Regions from separate parts of the Homo sapiens genome. Here region 2 is linked to region 1. Evidence: chromatin loops called from intact Hi-C (ENCODE). Cell type or tissue: HepG2. All regions are shown on one strand. Links, peaks and the distances in the headings refer to the core of each region. The heading gives the core; the rest is flanking DNA.

The links. Peaks named below come from ENCODE experiments on the same cell type or tissue, not always from the same donor. Only the 100,000 strongest peaks of a DNase experiment are listed, where the experiment ranks them.
Region 2: it touches region 1 in a loop (9-fold over the local background); 4 of 110 quality-filtered maps call a loop at or near these places.

Annotation. Positions count from the first base shown.
Region 1 is chr1:229,060,744-229,070,308 of GRCh38, forward strand. No RefSeq gene overlaps it. Among named protein-coding and RNA genes, the nearest start is that of LINC02815, 89 kb to the right of the region's middle. In HepG2, for the core only: no CTCF peak of the experiment used is centred there; a DNase peak (open chromatin) is centred at 3,798.
Region 2 is chr1:229,142,802-229,152,366 of GRCh38, forward strand. All of the region lies in intron 1 of LINC02815 (long intergenic non-protein coding RNA 2815), which reads right to left. Among named protein-coding and RNA genes, the nearest start is that of LINC02815, 7.1 kb to the right of the region's middle. In HepG2, for the core only: no CTCF peak of the experiment used is centred there; a DNase peak (open chromatin) is centred at 5,470.

The sequences.
Region 1 (9,565 bases), core at 644-8,643:
TTTTTCTCTTAAGGTGTTCAACTGTTTGGATGAGGCCCACCCGTGTTATGGAGGCTAATCTGCTGTCCTTAAAGTCTACTGATTTAAATGTTGATCTCATTTAAAACACCTTCACAGAAAAATTTATAATATTTGACCTGTCCAGGCGTGGCGGCTCACGTCTGTAATCCCAGCACACTGGGAGGCTGAGGTGGGAAAATCGCTTGAGCCCAGGAGGTTGAGACCAGCCTGGGTGACATAGTGAAACCTCGTCTTTACCAAAAATACAAAAATTAGCTGGGTGTGGTGATACACGTGCCTGTGGTCCCACCTACTTGGAAGGCTGAGGTGGGAGGATCCCTGGAGCCTGGGAGGTCCAGACTGCAGTGAGCCATGATCACACCACTGCACTCCAGCCTGAGTAACATAGCAAAACCCTGTCTCAAAAAAAATTAAAATTAAAAATTAAAATTTAATGCTGTATTAAAATAATAATAATAATAGTTGACAAACTATCTGGATACCATGGCCCAGACAAGTTGACTTATAAAATTAACCATCACAGGTCCCATAGGCAGCATCTGCATCACCAATGGAGCCTGTTCAAAACACAGAAGCTGAGTGCAGTGGCAGGCACCTGTAATCCCAGCTACACAGGAAGCTGAGGCAGGACGATCACTTGAGGCCAGGAATCCAAGATCAGCCTGGGCAACATAGCAGAACCTCGTCTGGAAAAAAATTTAAGTATATGGAAGGATGTTTGTGGGTTATATGAAAAAGAAAGAAAGAAGATAGAGAAGGAAGGAAGGAAGGAAGGAAGGAAGGAAGGAAGGAAGGAAGGAAGGAAGGAACGAAGGAAAGAAGGAAGGGAGGAAGGAAAAAAGGGAGGAAGGAAGGAAGGAAAGAAGGAAGGAAGGAAAAAAAGTATAAAAGGAAGGCTTTGTCCTGGATCAGTGGCTTTCAAGTCCTCTTTTCCTCCCACCAGTGGGATCCTTTTTAGTAAGTGAAATAATTGCACACAACCCCCAAACACATAACAGATAAGAAAGAAATACTCTGGCAGCAAAGGGGAGGTGGGGTGGACAACCTTGACCAGCCTTGTCTAGGGTGTCCCTTTCCTTCCCTTGCACCTGCAGGCGGCTCCTGAACACAAGGCTGGGTAGAGCACTTGAGCACTGCTGCACAGGGGAGGAGCTGAGGTCTCTTTCAGCTCCTACGTTCTGAGCCTTCATCTAAGAGGCCTGGCCCTTCAGTGGCAGCCTGGGGAGTGGGCAAGCGTGGTCTTCACAATCGCAGTCAGCCCGTATCCCTAGTTGTCCTTCTCACCCTCTGGTTTCCTGTGCAGACAAAGAATCGAAGGGGACAGAGGGCTTTGGGACTCTGGGCTCACTCCAGGCCCACTTTTCCTTCCATTACCCTTTCCTGTGCCCTTTGAAGTGCCCTCTCATCTGTGCCCACCTGAGTAGAGCCCAAGGGAGGAGAACTGAGCCTGACTCCCAGGGGCAGGGGGTTGCTACAACAGGATGGGCAGTGAGAGGTGGGCAGCCTCCCCTAATGTGGCCTGCTAGTGCAGGATGCCCCTGCCAACACATAGGCAGGGCCAGGTGCCAGGACCTCAGCTGATCATCCCAAAGCTCGGGCCAGCAGCTGGCAGCCAGGAGGAGTGTCATAACTCTACTAAGTAATCTGGAACAGAAGCCAAGGGAGTGGCTAGCCCCTCAAATCGGGACCTGCGGGGATGTGGGGCCCTCAGACGCAGACACTGGCATGCAGGAGCACTGGGAAGGGGCCCAAGCCCAGAACTCCCGTGGAAAGCGGGGTCCGAGTTGAGCTGGGAGGGAGGGAGTGGCTGGCTGTGCTTGTCTCCATTCTCTCATTCTTTCCTTCAATAGGGGGTCAGCAGGGCACACAGCTTCCCAGCTGGAGACCAGCACTCCCAGTCTCCCTGGGGGCTGCGTGTGGCATTGTCTGAGTTCCAGCTGATGGGATCTGAGCAGAAGTAGACCAGGACAGCTCCTAGGTACCATCTCTTACAAAGGAAGGGGGCATCCTCTACTCCCCCTGTGCTTCCCATGGGCTGCAGGTGCAGATGTGAGCCACCCAGGGGATGACAGAGCATCAAGAGGGGAGGAGCTGGGGTCTTGGGATGGCCTCATGCATCCAGCCAACCTGCCAGGACCGCCCTGCCTCTGGACTGTTCTGTGAGAGAGAAATGAAAGTCTATCCTGCCTGGCTGCCCTGGTGCCCTCACTCATATACAGGACAGGAGAGAAGAACAGGCTTGAAGCTGCTCCCACATTTTTTCCAGTCCCACTAGTCGGGAACAGAAGCTAGGACTGTGACAATGCAAGATGCTGGGGAGAAGAGGGAGGCCAGGAGAGGTGCCCCTACTGGCCAGTGTCTCAGTGCCACCTTAACATTGTAGGGGTCAAGGGAAAACTTTCCCTTCGCTCTCTGAAGGTTTGCTGAAAAATCAACTGACAAAAGGCAGATCAGTAAGAGAAAAGGCAGACAAAGTTACTAACATGCACAGAGGAGAAAATCACAAAGTGATTACCCAGCCACCCAGTGGGGTACATCTTGAGGTTACAGAGACAAGAAGACTCAGAATATGACCAAAAACAAGCATTGGAGGTGCAACAGGTTATGGTGACAACACAGGTTATGGAAGGGGGAGAAGAGGAGGCCTGGCTAGCAAAGGTCACCTTGTTACATACAAGAAACCCCACAGGTAGCAGCCCTCAGAAAGCATAGATGGTGAATGTTTCTTTCAGATCTTTAAAGATGTCAGTTCTTTAAAAAAGAACCTCAGTTAATCTTTCCTAGATCCAGACAAGTGAGGGCCTCCGAGACAGCTGCGTCAATCAGATTCTCTGCAGGTGCAAATTTCCCCACAAATGACAGCCTTGCAGGGCTGCTTCTGTATGCGGGCTCTGTGAACAGCAATCTCAAAATGTGTCAAAGAAATATATTTTGGGATGAAATATTTTGATTTTCTTCAATATGCCAGTGAGACCCCTGAGAGCCCGGAGGTAAGCCTGGAATTTACAACTACCCTGGATGGCTTCTGCCCCCTCCTATTTTTGTCCGTCTTCCCTCTCCACTGGCACTCACTTGACCTCAGACTTACAAAATCTCCAAGGTGTCAGCTATTTGATTCAATGAATTAATCTGAGCCAAAGACAAAGGGCCCCAAAAAGGAAGCTCTGTCCTATTTCAAGTTTGCTACCAATGATTTAGAACTCATTGATGTTGAATATTGTCTCTTTCTTTCTGTGTATATTAAGAAAAGAACATACTTTTCTACTTCACTCTATTAATATGATATATTATAATATATGAAATCATTTTTATTCATTCTGAATTTGCTTTGTTTTCCTTGGTCTCAAGGTACTAAAAAAAGAGCCCAAGGCCAGTACTCGGTGCTTGGACCCTGGGAGGTGAAGTTTATCTGCTCTGGCAGCATGAAAGGCCAAAAGGGAAGCATTTTACTGATTTTTTTTATGGTTAGGACTAATTGGTAATCTTCCAAGATAGATCAACCTGGATAAAATGATGATTTCCTAGAAGGCAAGAAATCCTTGCTTGATAGTATTTTTTGTATGAGAATTCACTGCTCACCACAGGAACTTTCGTGAACAAGAAAAATATTTACTTAGATGAGACCCAGGAGATTATTCAGTTAAAACAAAAAAGGTCAAGGTCTAAGGTCTTTTTTCTGGCCAACAGGGCACCATGAAATGCCCAGAGACCTGTCTGTAGGATATGCAGTTGAACAAGTTGCAAAGATTCCAATGAATGAGTCAGAGAACAGAATCCTTCACTGCCGAGAGTGGTCCATAAAAGAGTTGTGCCTACTTTGATCTGGGAATATTCGCTCTCTAATCTGAGAGTTCTATGGAAGCCTTGACTTTGAGGTCAGCGTCATTTGTTTTTATGTTTAGGGTGAGGCAAGGCCTGACAAGGCTCCCTGGAGAATAGGGTGTGGCCAGATCAGAGGCACGTTGACCAATTCCCAGCCCTTCCTCCCGTAAGAATCAGCATGAGGGAGAGAGCCCAGGAGTGAGGAGGGGGGTCTCAGATTGCTGGCCTTCAAGTTACAATGCCACCGCATCAGCAACGGTGCATCAGCAAGGGAAGCAAGAGCAGAGGGGGAACAGAGCCAGATGATGGGGGAAGAGAGAACATGGGGATGAAGAGCAGGGAGCAGCCATAGAAGCTGAAATTAGGCCACTGTGGAGGTGGCACGTCTGAGAACACACCTGCTTGGGCCGCGGGGCGGGGGCTATGAGAGACACATTCTGGGGCTTAGCTCTGCCTTTTTTTTTGGTGCTACCCAAGCAAAGTAGCATATGGAAGAGATTTGATTTCTCCCCAAATGTTGATGCTAATTTTGAAATCTTTCTATTCTAACAAGACATCAAACTATATAATAGGAGGACACACAGATTGCTCCCCAAGTGACAGCTTTCGAAAGAAAAGCCCACATGTTCTGTACGATGTTGTTCCAAAAACGGGTGCTAAGTGGGATGAGGTGCCACCTCGGCACGTCTACCACCTGAGGCTCCAGAGCGGCAGGAGGCTGTGGCCAGGGTTCGCCCCAGAAGCTGCATGCTTCCTAGGGTTAAATGTCATTCTAGACTAGGAAGAAACACCTGATGGTAGCATCTTCTGCCAGCAGGACTTGATTACAATCTCTCCAGAGAAATCTACCTCTCCAGAGAAATCCCTGTAAGGGTGCATAGCAGCCAAACAGCAGTGAAAGAAATGTCTAGCACACTCATCTTCAGAGTCCATGTGAATTGCACTGTGATTTATCTTAGATGTCAACTTTAGTGCATGGGAAAGAGAGGAGTGAAAATCAAGATGGAACTTGTCAAAAGTTTCATAGTTGAAGAGCCAATCCAGCCTCCTTTCCTCCCTCCCTCCCTCCCTCTCTTACTTCCTTTTTCCAAGTGCTGACCAGTAGGATACTGCCAACTTCCAAATTTTAATTCTCTAAAATGCATTTTCTCCTTCAGTTACAAAGGAGCCATCTCAAGGATCAGAAAAAGTCTCTCTGGACTTTGCTCCCATGTATGCAACCGAGTGGCATCTGTTTGCAGAGTGTAAGATGCCGCCTCAGGCGGCCCTGCCACCCTTCAGGGCCAGCCCTCTGGCCCCTGTGTCCAGGCTGAGAGCATGACCACAACACATGCAAGTGTCTTTCCCTGCAGCCCAGCCTCCAGCCCATGCATGCCTTTCCAATCAAACCTTCCCACTGGGGGTTTGTATAGAGAGAACTCTTTCTAACTATGCTTCCCCTCTACTCTCATACCACAACAATCATCAAACACAGACAACTTCTGTGGCCATATGTGAGTTTTTTTTACCACATGCTCCAAGCAGAGGATACCAGCTGGGTGTCCTCTATTTGAGTTCCGACACTATCTACATGGAGATAGTGTCAGATCCCACAGGTTGAGGGCTCAGTTCCCAAGACTGCCCCCCCACCAAACACACCAGTCGTAAGTCCAGACCTCCAGAACTTCTGACCAATCAGCTTCAAGAGGGGATCATGGGTGCCCTTCTTTGGGTTTGATTAATTTGCTGAATTGGCTCATAGATCTCAGGGAAACATTTATGTTTACCAGTTTATAATAAAGGATATTGCAAAGGATACAGACGAAGAGACGAGTAGGGCGAGGTATGTGGGAAGGGGTGCGGAGCTTCCATGCCCTCCCTAAGCGCCACGCTCCAAGAACCTCCATGTGTCCAGCTATGGGGAAGTTCCCCACACCCTGTCCTCTTGGGTTTTTATGGAAGCTTCGTGACATCAGCATTCCTTTCCCCGCTTTACAGGGTGGGACCCTCATAGGAGGTCTCAAGATGCACAGTCAGAAAGGCTGGGGAACATTTGAGTGGGAGGAAGGCAGGAGAAGGTCTGAAGCCTACCCGTGAGGCCTAACACACCCAACATTATAATAAAAGACTAACGAGGGCTATGGGAGTTATTAGCCAGGAACCATGAATGAAAACCAGTATCTGTCATAACACCATGGGGCTACACTTGCATTCACCACCCTCTGTGGCCAGCTCTGGCAACTTCTCCTTATTAGAAGTGAATCTCTTGACTGAGGTACACGTTTTTAAGATAAGCACCCTGGGAAGGATGGGAAACCTGAATGTCTGAACTCCAGAGGCTGCCCCAGAAAAGAAACCCTCTCCAGCCTCATCTGCTTTTTGGAGGCCACAGAGACATTCCCAGACCAAAGCAAGCAGGCCAGGAGCAACTTTTCCACTCCAGCCCAGAGGAAGCATCGCTTGATGTTGAGAGTAAGCTTTTTCCTTACCCATATTCTGTACAGAGAAGACCCACTTCTTTCCAGCTTCCATGCATTGCCTAAGCAGCCTTTATAAGCATAATAATGATGATTACAACCAAGATCACCTCCTCTGTGCCCAGCCCTGTCCTCAGCACTTTCTGTGCTGTATCTACTGAAATCTTATCACCACCCTGTGAAGTGGTCACTAGGATTCTTGTCATACAGAGGAGGAATGGGGGCTTCAAGAACTTCAATAACATTTGAGATGTCATCGTCCAGGGCACAGAAAGTATTTCAAAGCCAAAGCTCCACATGATTACATGATTCAGTCTCCTCAAATCCTGCATGAACACACCACCCCCAGACAGAACAGAGGAGCTGCCAGCCTCCAGGTTCTCCAGGGCTCCTGACCTCCGAGATGCGTTCTTGGGCTGTACTGGTGATGTTTTAAGCCACAGAATTGGCCTTGGATGAAGAATGTCCCAGAAGCTCTTCCCTAAGCCACATGGAGTGGCCTTCTCTGTCCTCATCCCTCCTTCTCCCCCCTGTCTGCTTTCTTGTCCCTTGCCCCTGTCCCTGTTCAGCTCTGCAGACCTGCTTCTGCACATCTCCAATCCAACACTCTGCTCCTGGCTCCTGACTTCATATATTTGAGTGTTGTTTTCTAGGTCCTCCTCCAGGCTGTGCATCAGGACAACAGTGGTCCCCTTCTCTGGCCCTCGTGCCTGCTCTGTGCCTTGCCTGGCCACCAATGCACCAGCCAAGCCTGTCCGGTAGTGCGGAAGCCAGCTTCGGGCAGCTGAGCAGGACAGCTGCTGACTCCCGGGGAAGTGTCTTGTAATTTCCACACATTCACCTCCATGACCATTGTACTTTCCTCCTCCCAACAGTCCTGGGAAACAGGTACCATTATTCCCATGTATATGGTAAAGAAACAAAAGCTCAGAGAAGCTGAGGAACTTGTCCCTGGTCTTACAACTCCTGAAGGGCTGCATGTGTCCTTGCACCCGGGTCTGCTGAGTCCAGTGCTCTTGGTCTTTCTGCTTTCCTGCTTTGCATAAACACCAGCCCCTTCACTGAGGCAGGGCAGGGCAGGCAGGAGCACACTCTAAAACAAATTCAAGTAGAAGGACCCCTCGGTAATGACCCTGCAATATGGTCTGGCACTGACAAAGCTGGAAGAGTCCTGGAAGCCAGGCAGAGAAGCATTGGAAAGAGGCAAGTTGAAGCTGAGTGCTGAGGGCTCCAAGGGTTAAGGAGTATTGGAAAACAGTGGTGGGGGTGGGGGGCACGTGCACACTGGAAGGAGGGACACGTGCAGACAGACAAGGGGCTTGCACAGGGATCAGCATTCGGGTTTGATCTTAAAGGCAGTAGTGGGGCAGGGAGGGTTCTTGAGGAAGGAGATGATGTAACGAAAAGTTGTGAGAGGAAGACTGTGTGGTCAGTTGCATAAAGAAGTGCTGCAGAGGGGGAAAGCCTGCAGTCCAAGAGCAGCCGGGAAAGAGAAGGTCATTGCAATCATCCGGCCTTTGCCAGGAGGAAGTCTCTTGCCGGGTAGATGAAACACCCACAAGTCTTCTCCCTAGTTTACCACATGATCTATCTGATGCAAAAGATAGGAAGGCCATAGCTAGGAGCATGAGAAGCCAAAATGTCTTGCATTGCCCCCCAGTCCAGGGTACACAGCCCATCTCAGTTGCTGGGGTGGGGTGGGGGAAAATGAGAGTCCCATGGGAGGGGGACCTCACATTGTAGCTCTTTCTGTCTCTGCCAGTTACAGGAAGAAGCTCTGAGGTTTTGCTTCTCTGAGGGTGACCCACATGCCACTGGCATCAGAAAATAGAGGAAGATCTTCAAAATGTGCATTCCCAGGCCCAGCTCCAGCACTGCTGAATTGAAATTTCTTGTGGGTGGTGAGAAGATCCCAGTCATATAAACTTTAAAAAAAAAACATGATTTTTTAAGAGCAATTTTTTAATCAAGGTTCACTAGAGAAATAGTCAATAGGAGATACAGAGAGAGAGAAGATGATAGATAGATAGATAGATAGATAGATAGATAGATAGATAGATACATACATACATACATACATACATACATACATACATAGATGATAGATAGACAGACAATAGATAGCTAGATGATAGATGGGATGATAGATAGATGATATATAGATAGATGATAGATAGAGAAATAGATACATAGATGATAGATAGATAGATGATAGATAGGATGATAGATGGAATGATAGATAGATGATATATACATAGATGATAGATACATAGATAGATGATAGATACCTAGATAGATGATAGATACATAGATGATAGATACATAGATACATAGACAGATGATGGAATGATAGATGATAGATAGATAGATAGATAGATAGATAGATAGATGATAGATGATAGATGATAGATAGATTAGATAGATAGATAGTTGATAGATGATAGATTGGTAGATGATAATTAGATTGATAGATAGATAGATGATAGATAGATAGATGCTATAACATCTGTGTGAAGGCTTTTGTGTGGTCAGAAGTTTTTAACTCATTTGGGTAAATACCAAGGAACACAATTGCTGCATCATATGGGAGGAATATGTTTAGTTTTGTAAGAAATCACCAAACTGTCTTCCAAAGTGGTTGTACCATTTTGCATTCCCACCAGCAGTGAATGAATTCTTGTTTCTCCACATCCTCACCAGCACTGGGTGTTGTCAGTGTTCTGAATTGTTGCCATTCTGTTAGGTGTGTAGAATCTGAACTTTTAACAAGTTCTCCAGGCATGTCTTACACTTTCTAAGACTGACAGCCACTCTGCAGAGGTGTATCCACTATTTGAGAAATTGGGAGCAACTTTGCTGAAGAAACTGGAACTTCAGAAAAGCAGCCCCAGGATCTCTGGAACTTCGGCTAAGGTTCTAAGTCTCCCAAAGGACCTCAGGGTCTGCATTTCATTTTGCTCTGCACGAGGTTAATAACCACCAAGTAATGCCTCAGCCTGGGGGATCAGAAACTCCTGGAACCTACCAGAAAGCTTGTGAAGAGTCCTCAGGTGATGGGGAGGGGTTGCTTTATTTGATTGGTTTTGTTTTTGAAAAGGCTAGGTTCAAACCTCCAAATGTATATTCCAGCCACCATCAGCCCATACACAGAATGCTTTCAGCTTTGGTCCCTGTTAGTTATTGCAGGAACATAAAGCAGCCACCATGCACAGCAGCTTCAATCTCAGGCACTCTGTGAGCTTGCCAGAGTCATGGTCCCCGGCCCA
Region 2 (9,565 bases), core at 1,079-9,078, 82 kb after region 1:
TTCTACACAGCTGTCCATAGTTTGCTAAACATAAGCTTAAAGATGGATAATTTCCCCTGTGTCTTTGGGTCTTCATTTTGAAGTCTTCATGTCATGTAAGACTATGATGAAATAAATTTGTATGCTTTTTCTCCTATTAACCTGCCCCTTGCCAGTGCTTTTCAGTGGACCCTCAGTGGACACAGGGGAAGTTTCCCCTTGGCCCCAGCAGCTACCAGATCATGGTGTTCTCCTAACATGGATAGTCGACTAAGGTGGTATTCAACTTTGCATAAAAAAGATTGAGCGTTGGTCCTTTATTCAATTTTCAGATTAAAATGCTTAACACACCTAGAGTCGACTGACTGAAGAAGAGTCCGGGTTTCTCTGAGGAAAGACTTGGCAATACCATCACAAATAATCTATAGTAAACATTCCCCCAAGTCTTTCCCATGTGATCCGAGAACATTTGCCAAAATCACAAGCCCTGGGAAGAGAGTCTGGCCAGATCCTTCCAGGACTATTAGACATGGGTCGGAGCTGACACTGATACCAGAACTGAAACGCCATCATCATCCTCCAAGTAGAGTAGGGACTAATGAAGATCAATATAATTTTCCCCAAATTTATCTGTCTTCAGGAAATACTGCCCAAGGTAAAGGACAAGTTATTGCAGCTTGTACTTCCCACGGCTAAGAAAGAAGCACAGTGCTTGGTAGGATTCTTCAGGGTTTATAGGCAGCATACATGGCACTTGAAAATACTTCTCTGGCCCATTATTAGGTGACACAGAAGGCACTCAGTCTTGAGTGGGTCAGTGAGTAAGACAGAGCCCTGCAACAGGTCCAGGCTACTTGGGCCATATAACCCACCAAAACCTAGAAGATCTTATCATACTGAAGGTATCTTTGATGGACAGTAATATCATGTCGAGCCTCAGGAAATCTCCGATAGGACACTCACAGCACAGACCCCTAGAGTACTGGAATGGGGCCTCTGCCTGCTTTTTGGCGAAAATTAGGCCTTCAAGTTAGCTTCAATGAGCAGTCCCTGGACAGACTCAGAACAGCTCAAAGGCCACCAAAGGTTAGAAACTGGAAGAGCCTTGAGAAATAGGCCGATTATGTTCAGAGAATTTTGCACCATTCAAAAGACTGCCCCTAGCATGCTATTGGACCTGGGTAGAGACAGAGCATCTAATCATGGGACATCAGGTGACTGTGTGAATGGAGTTGCCCATCATTAGCTGGGTACTGTGAGATCCACCAAGCCATAAGGTAGGGTGGAACAGCAGCCCATCATCCAATGAGAGTGCTACATCTAAATACTGGCCCCAAGCAGGTGCAGAGGTATGAGTAAGCTGCACAGACAAGTGGCTCTGGCTCCCAGGTCATTGTCCCTGATGCACCAATGCTTCCTCCTTAGCTTATACCTATGGACTTGAATAGCATGTCCTATGACCAGCTGGCAGAAGAGGGGAAAAAATTAGGCCTGGTTCAAAAACAGATTGGCGTTACATGTCAGTGAGAGCCTAAAATGGATGATTGCTTTACCGCAGCCACACTGAGGGATGATATCAAAAGCCTGCAGTGAGAGGAGATTCTCCCAATGGCCAGTGCCATGGGTCAGCCACTCTGGGTGGAAAAAGAGACAGCCTGGGATAAGGATATGCCTGAACTCCTGGGAAATAGGAAATGGTTTGGTTGGTTGGTCAGCGACCTGGAAGAAGCAATATTGGAAGATTTGCACAAGGGGATCTGGGTAAGGAGCTGTAGATGGACCTCTGGGACTGGGCACAAGGTGTAAGGATCTTGGTGTTTCATGTTAGTGTCCACTGAAAAGCATCCAATATATAAGAGGCACTAGGCAACCAAATGGACTGGCACATTCAGCCCATGGGTATCAGACAAGTTTGATCTTCAACTACCCTAGTGCTTATACAATGGGCCCATAAATGGAGTCGCTATGGTGGCAAGGATGGAGGCTATGGAGGGCCCAACATCATGCATGGGCTCTCCCCAACTCACAAAGCTGATCTAATGACTGCCACTGAATGTCCAGTCTGTCAACATCAGTGTCCAGAAGAGTCCTCCAGATGATACCATCCCTGAAGAGACCAACCAACCACTTGGTGGCAAATGGATTACATAAGACACCTTCTACCTGGGAAAGGGCGGTGATTCATTCTGTTCTAAATTGGCATGCATTCCAGGTGTGAATTCACCTTTCCTGCCCTCAGTGCCTCAGTAGCACCACTAACCAGAGACCTACAGAGTGTCTGATTTACCAACTTGAGATCCCATATAACATCGTCTTAGGCCAAGAAATCCACTTTATGGCAAAGAAGGTATAGGAAAGGGCATAAAACCACAATATTCACTGATCCTGACACATCCTGCTTTCTCCAGAAGGTGCCAGCCTGAGAGGGCCTTGGATCAGGCTCTTGCAGGAGCTGCTGAGGCACTAACATTGTGAAGCTGGTGTGTGGTCTTTCAGGATGTGGTATATATTTTAAGCCAATGGCCATTGTCTGATGCTGTTACTATTTTCCAATAAGTAAAGGGACAGGCATTATCAGATTTACACTTTAGATAGATTATTTCAGCAGTAGTGTGGAATATAGATTTGAAAGTGGGAAAAGAATGGAGGCTCCTTTAGCAACCAAGAACCAAGGGGCGGAGGGAGAAGTGGTCCCACTCATTATCATCCCCAGTAGTCCATTTGGGGAGTTGTGCTTCTCATCCCTGTAACTTAGGTTCTATGATTCTAGAGATCATGAGTCCCAGAGCAGGAACATAGTAAGAGTCCCACTAAACCTAAAGATATGGCGTCCACCTTAGATTGCACCTATGGACTTGACAGCATGTCCTATGATAAGCTGACAGAAGAGCATCTTTGTACAGAAGATCAGCAGGTAAATAAAAGAGTTACCATCTCCTGGTAATCATTGGCCCACGTTGTTATGAAGAGATGGGACTGGAGCCACACTAAGAAGGAACTCACGGGATCCACTGGTGTTACTGTTGCTTGCTACACAGAAAGCTAATCACTGAGACAAGCCAGGGAAGAAGGCTTTATTATTTTATAGGTGACATCAGCTGGAGAGATGGGAGCCAAACCTCAAATCTATCCTGCCGTGCCCCCTCCCCTCAACTAAAGTGAGGGATTTAAATATCAGGAGGGACAAGGAAGAAGAGTTGGTCAACCAGCAGCCAATTCCTTTCATTGTACAAATGTAAGTTTCTCAAGCTTCAGTTCTGTGGGCATCTGGCTTGTTGGAAAACTGGGCTGATTTCACAGGGACGTGTCTAGGCGTTCTCTCACCTAGTTTTGACTGGGAATGGGCAAGTGCAACACCACAGCCTGATGAGAGCACGGCAAGTAGGGGTGCAGACCCCTCGGGGGTAAAGGTCTGTCAGGCCACCAGGCAACCCACGGAGAGCAGCAGAAGTGCAGGAGAAGGAGGCAGGGAATCTACAGCGACGGCAGAGGCGGGGCACAATAAATATCAGTTACGGTGTCAGGAGTCATTTCAGCAGCAGAGGCTATAACTTGTCCCACTAATCTTCCTCCTTTAAGTATTTCCTTAGGATTTGTGACAAGCCACCATCTTGAAGGAGCCCCGACCAGGAGGAGTGAGCTTGGTGTGAGATGCAAGCATAGCTGAGCAGTTGCAGGGGGTGGATTGTAGCTGACCCCACTGGTCCTCTGCTCAGGTCCCCTAGGACCCCTCTGACTGTTTGTGAGCCCATTACACAGCTTTTGCATGCTCTTGCCTGCAGTGGCCCATACATGCTACTTGTGAGCTATTGGAGAGTTTACCTGCATCCCACCCACACCTGCCACGAGGCGACCCTTAGCCGATGCCTGATGGGTGCCAAAGTGTAAAAACCCAGCTCTCTTGCTTGAACGGAAACAAAACTGAGATGTGGTTTGCACTCCAAAATTGCTCTGTGGGCTCGCTGCAGCTGGAACTTTGGATGCAAATCCTTGCTTGGCTTCCTCCTTCCCTTCCCACTTCCAACATCCCTTGCTGGTTCCTCTTGGGACCTGTGCCCTCATCAATCACACACCCCTGAGTCCTCCTCTCAGAGGCTGCTTCTGATCTCAAACAGCCTCTGCTGTGTGCTGGGCCATGCTCCTAAACGTGGCTTTCCCCAGCCGCACCAGCACCAGCTCCTGAGGCACTCCATCAGCCCGGCATCGTTGCACACTCCTGGCCCGAACCCCCTTATTCTCATGCCCCAATCGTAGGCCCCCTCGGGGTTCTTGCTCAAGCTGACACCCCGCCGGGAAGGCTTGCTCTCTTCTCTCCTCAACTCAGTCCTCATCATCCTGCTCTCTAAAGCCTCCTCCCACGCTTCTGATCCCAAGTGGCTTCCACGCCTCTGAATTCCTGTCACATTCATATCCAAGACCACCCCCAAACAGTGTAACGTCAGCATCTGTGGCAGAGGGGAGAGAAGCCCCAGGAGGTGTCGTCTGCCTGCCTTTTGGTGCAAGCTGGTGTATGAGTCGATCAGGCTGAACCGAGCACCACTGACCGGGCAGCTTAAGCACAGCTTATTTCCTCGCGACTCTGGAGGCGGGAAGTCTGAGACGCAGGTGCCGGCAGGCTCAGTTCCTGCAGAGACCTGTCCGCGGCTTGCAGACGGCCATCTTCCGTGTCCTCACAGGGTCTTCCCCATGTGTGTCTGTGTCCTCATTTCCTAGTCAGATTGGATGAGGGCCCACTTTAATTACCTGTTTGAAGACACTATCTCCAAATACATTCTGAGGTGCCGGGGGTTAGGACATGTAAATTCTGGGGGATACAACTGAGCCCGCACATCAGGCTCTGGCTTGAGCCTCAGGGAGCATCCCTGTGTGACTCCGAACTGCTCAAGAGCGTGGGGGTCAGGAACTGGGGGAGCGCTTAGGAGTGGACCTGATCACTCGCTCAGCGGTCCCTCTCCCCCGCTTGCCCACCTTCCTTCCCATAGGTGCTGACTTCAGACAGACAGGACTTGACTCCTGGCTCTGTCTCCCGGATCGGACGCGTGAGAGGCTACTTAATCTCCCTGGGCCTCGATTCCCTCGTCCATGAAATGAGGGTGATGCCCTCTATCTTAGTGAGCCCCAGAGAAAGACACTGGTGTGAAGACGCCGGCCTGGGGCAAGTGTGCACCAGGGCCCCGCTGTTTCTTCCCCCAGGGCGACTTCCAAGCCTGCGAATGCCGGCTCTTGTTTGGGGACTCCCACAAACGTTTACACGGGATTTGGATAACCTACAATTCTTGACTTAAGCTTCATTAGGATTTTAAACTCCGAGGGGAGAGCTCATGTCTGACTTTCTTCGTATTCCACCGAACAGGGCCAGGGCAGAGAGGCCTCTCTGCTTGTGGACTCTGGTCCCTGCACTTCAGTCCTGTTGTCACCAGACATTATCTCAGCAACCACAGACACCTCAGGGAAATCCGCCCTTCACCGCGAGCCAGGAGTGTCCTGCCCCAGACTTTCCCACAGGGCCATGACCACCCTGGAAGCACAGCGCTGCTCAGTGGGCTGCGGTCCTGGGCCCTTATCTCATCAGCACACAAGCCCGTTATTCAGCCGTATTTACATAACCCTTCCCTCCCGCCTGCCTCCCACCTCCAGCTGCTCCCTGGGCACAAAGCTCCGGTTTCACTTAATCAACCATGCAGTCTGGTGTCCCAGGTAACAAGCCATCCATTTGTGTTGGCAGCATTTGAAGGTGAGGGGCAGATAACCCTGAGCCCTGCCAGTGGCTCCGCTGACAGCACTGGGAGTCCTGGGCCACTTCCTCAAGCAATACATCCAGAGCAAGGGTTCCTCTGGGAACACAAAATCACTCCCTCTGTGTCCAGACTCACATGATAAGACTTCTTACAGCAGCTCACTTTCCTCTGAGGACAGAACGCAGGACAACCAGGGCACCTGTCTGTCTTGATGGCATCTTCCCCCACACGCTTTCCATGGAGCAGCAGCAGATGACAACCTTCACCATGCACAAACGCCATGCCCAGCCCTTCACACGCGGTGCACAGTGGCTCACACACTGTGGTGCATCAAGGAGCATCTCACACGGGGTGTTGCACAGAGTACCACGGAGTATCACACACAGCATCACACACAGCACCACACAGAGAGTATCACACACAGCATCACACACAGTATCACACACAGCATCACACAGAGAGTATCACACACAGCATCACAGAGCATCTCACACAGGGTGTTGCACAGAGTACCACAGAGTAGCTCACACACAGCATCACACACAGTATCACGGAGCATCTCCCACAGGGTATCACACAGAGTATCACAGAATATCTCACACAGCATCACACAGAGTATCACAGAGCATCTCACACACAGTATCACACTGAGTATCACAGAGTATCTCACACAGAATATTACACACAGTATCCCAGAGTATCTCACACACAGTATCACACAGAGTGTCACAGAGTAACTCAAACAAAACATCACACACAGTATCCCAGAGTATCTCATACACCACATCACACACAGTATCACACAGAGTATCACAGGGTAACTCAAACATAGCATCACACACAGTATCCCAGAGTATCTCACACACAGCATCACACAGTATCACAGAGTATTTCACACACAGTATCACAGAGTAACTTCACATACAGCATCACACAAAGTATCTCACACACAGCATCTCACAGAGTATCACAGAGTACCTTACATACAGCATCACACACGGCACCACACACAGTATTACACAGAGTATCTCATACACAGCATCACACATCATATCTCACACACTGTATCATACATATAGTATCACGCAGACTATTTCACATAGTATCTCACTTAGTATCTATCTCACATATGGTATTACACAGAGTATCTCACACAGTGTTACACATATTCTCTCATACCTAATATCCCACACATAGCATCATGCATAGTATCTCAAATAGTATCACACAAAGTATCATCCACACAGCATCTTCACAGCCCTGTGAAGTGTTAAGTGCTGTTCTCCCTATTTCACAGATGAGGACACTGAGGCTAAGTGTCTTGTCTTAGGTTCTAGCTGGCAAGTGGTAAATCCACTCTGGCTGTAAAACTTGTGCCCTTGAGCACCTCACTCCCATGGTGTCCAAGTGGCTCAGCTGGCCCAGAGCCACACTGGCTCAGCCCTCAGAACCAGGCTGTATCCCTGGAACTCTGCTTCCTCAGAAATCCCCCTTCGTAAAGCCCACAGGTAATGATTCTGGCACATTACTAAGTTTTGGGGCCACTAGACTAGACAGTCCCTAAGGTTCCTGCCATCCTTAGAAGTTCTCTGGCTCTGAGAGATTTTAAGGAGAAAAGACAAGTCATGTTAAGTGAAATAAGCAAGGCACAGAAAGACAAATTTTGCATTTTCTCACTTATGTGGAGATAAAAATTTTAAAACTTGAACTCACGGAGATAGAGGAGAATGATGGTTGCCAGGGGCTAGGAAGGGTAGTAGTGGGGCGGGGGGATAAGTGAGGATGGTTAACGAGTACAAAACTATAGTCAGATAGAATTAGTAAGATCTAGTATTCAGTACCACAATAGAGTGACCATAGGTAACAATAATTTATTGTATATTTTAAAATAACTAAAAGAGTGAAATTAGAATGTCCTAACACACAGAAATGATGAATGCTTCAGGTGATGGATACTCCAATTACCCTGACTTGACCACTATACATTGCATGCCTGTATCAAAGCATCACAGGTACCCCATGAATACAAGCAACTGTTATGTACCCATAATAATTAAAAACAAAAAGTTAATTTGAAAAAGAAAGGACAAGTCAATACCCGCAGCCTTTCCCTTGTGTTGAGATGGCTGGTGACCACCCCCTCCCCGTGCCACTTGTATCCTCTCAGCCACTCTCCCCATCACGTGAACCATCTGGCTTCGCAGGAGGACAATGAGCCCCTCCGAGGAAGGCAGGCTCTGGATCCCTGGTGCTCAACTTCCTTCCAAAGCTCTCGGCCTTCAGAGCCAGAGATGGCCTGAGGGGAAGGGGCCTCAGCAGCCATGTCATTCCTCCCCAGAAAGACTGAGGAGCACAGAGGTGAAAGGCCTGGGTACAGCACCTCCGAAGGGTTAGGGTATCGCTTCACTTATAGTCCACATCCTCTGGGCCTAAAAGTGGGAAGGAGGCATTTCAGCTCAGGGTCAAAAACACACCTGTCTTCATTCTGACAGGTCGAGTTGATCTCTGACATGTCTAAAGCACAATCCGAATATAAAAATAGGAGTTTTGGGAGATGCCTTTAAACAGGAGATCAGTCCTGTCTTGCAAGATATCCCCACCCAGGCCTACCTCGGAGATCGTGCATGTTCAGTTCCACACCACTGAAATAAAGAGAGTATCACAATAAAGTGAGTCACCAATTGTTTTTTAGTTTCCCAGTGCAATATAAAAGTTATGTTTACACTATGCTGTAGTCTCTTAAGTGTACAGTAGCACTGCATCTTAAAAAAATGTAAATATCTTAATTAGAAAAAGCTTCCTAGGTGTGGCGGCTCACATCTGTAATCCTAGCAATTTGGAAGCTGAAGTGAGGGAATCGCTTGAGGCCAGGAGTCGGAGACAGACTGGGCAACATAGTGAGATGCTGTTTCTTAAAAAAAAAAAAAAAAAAAAAAAAATTAGCCAGGCGTGGTGGTGCACATCTATAGTCCTAGCTACTCAGGAAGCTGAGGTGGGAGCCCAGAGGTTCAAGGCTGCAGTGAGCTATGATCATGCCACTGCACTCCAGCCTGGGTGACAGAGCAAGACTTAGACTCTTAAAAAAATAAATAACAACAACAAAAACTTTATTGCTAAAAAATGCTAATGATCACCCGGGTGCAGTGTCTCACTCCTGTAATCCCAGCACTTTGGGAGGCCAAGGTGGGTGGATCATGAGGTCAGGAGCTCAAGACCAGCCTGGTCAAGATGGTGAAACTTTGTCTCTACTAAGAATACAAAAAAATTAGCCAGGTGTGATCGTGGGCGCCTGTAATCCCAGCTACTCGGGAGGCTGAGGCAGAGAATTGCTTGAACCCAGGAGGCAGAGGTTGCAGTGAGCCGAGATCATGCCCCTGCACTCCAGCCTAGGCAACAGAGCGAGACTTTGTCTCAAAAAAAAAAAAAAAAAAAAAAAAAGCTAATGGTCATCTGAGCCTTCAGCGAGTCATAATCTTTTTGCTGGTGGAGGGTCTTGCCTGGGTGTTGATGAAGTCATAATTTTTTTGCTGGTGGAGGGTCTTGCCTGGATGTTGATGGCTGCTGACCGATTAGAGTGGTGGTTAGTGAAGGCTGGGGTAGCTGTGGCAATTTCTCAAAATAAGACAAAAATGAAGGTTGCCACTTTGATTGACTCTTCTTTTCGCGAAAGAGTTCTCTGTGGCATGTGATGCTGTTGGATACCACTTTACTCACAGTAGAACTTCTTCCAAAATTGTAGCCAATCCTTTCAAACCCTGCTGCTGCCTTATCAATTAAGTTTACATAATATTCTAATTCCTTTGTTGTAATTGCAACAATGTTCGCAGAATCTTCACTGGGAGTAGATT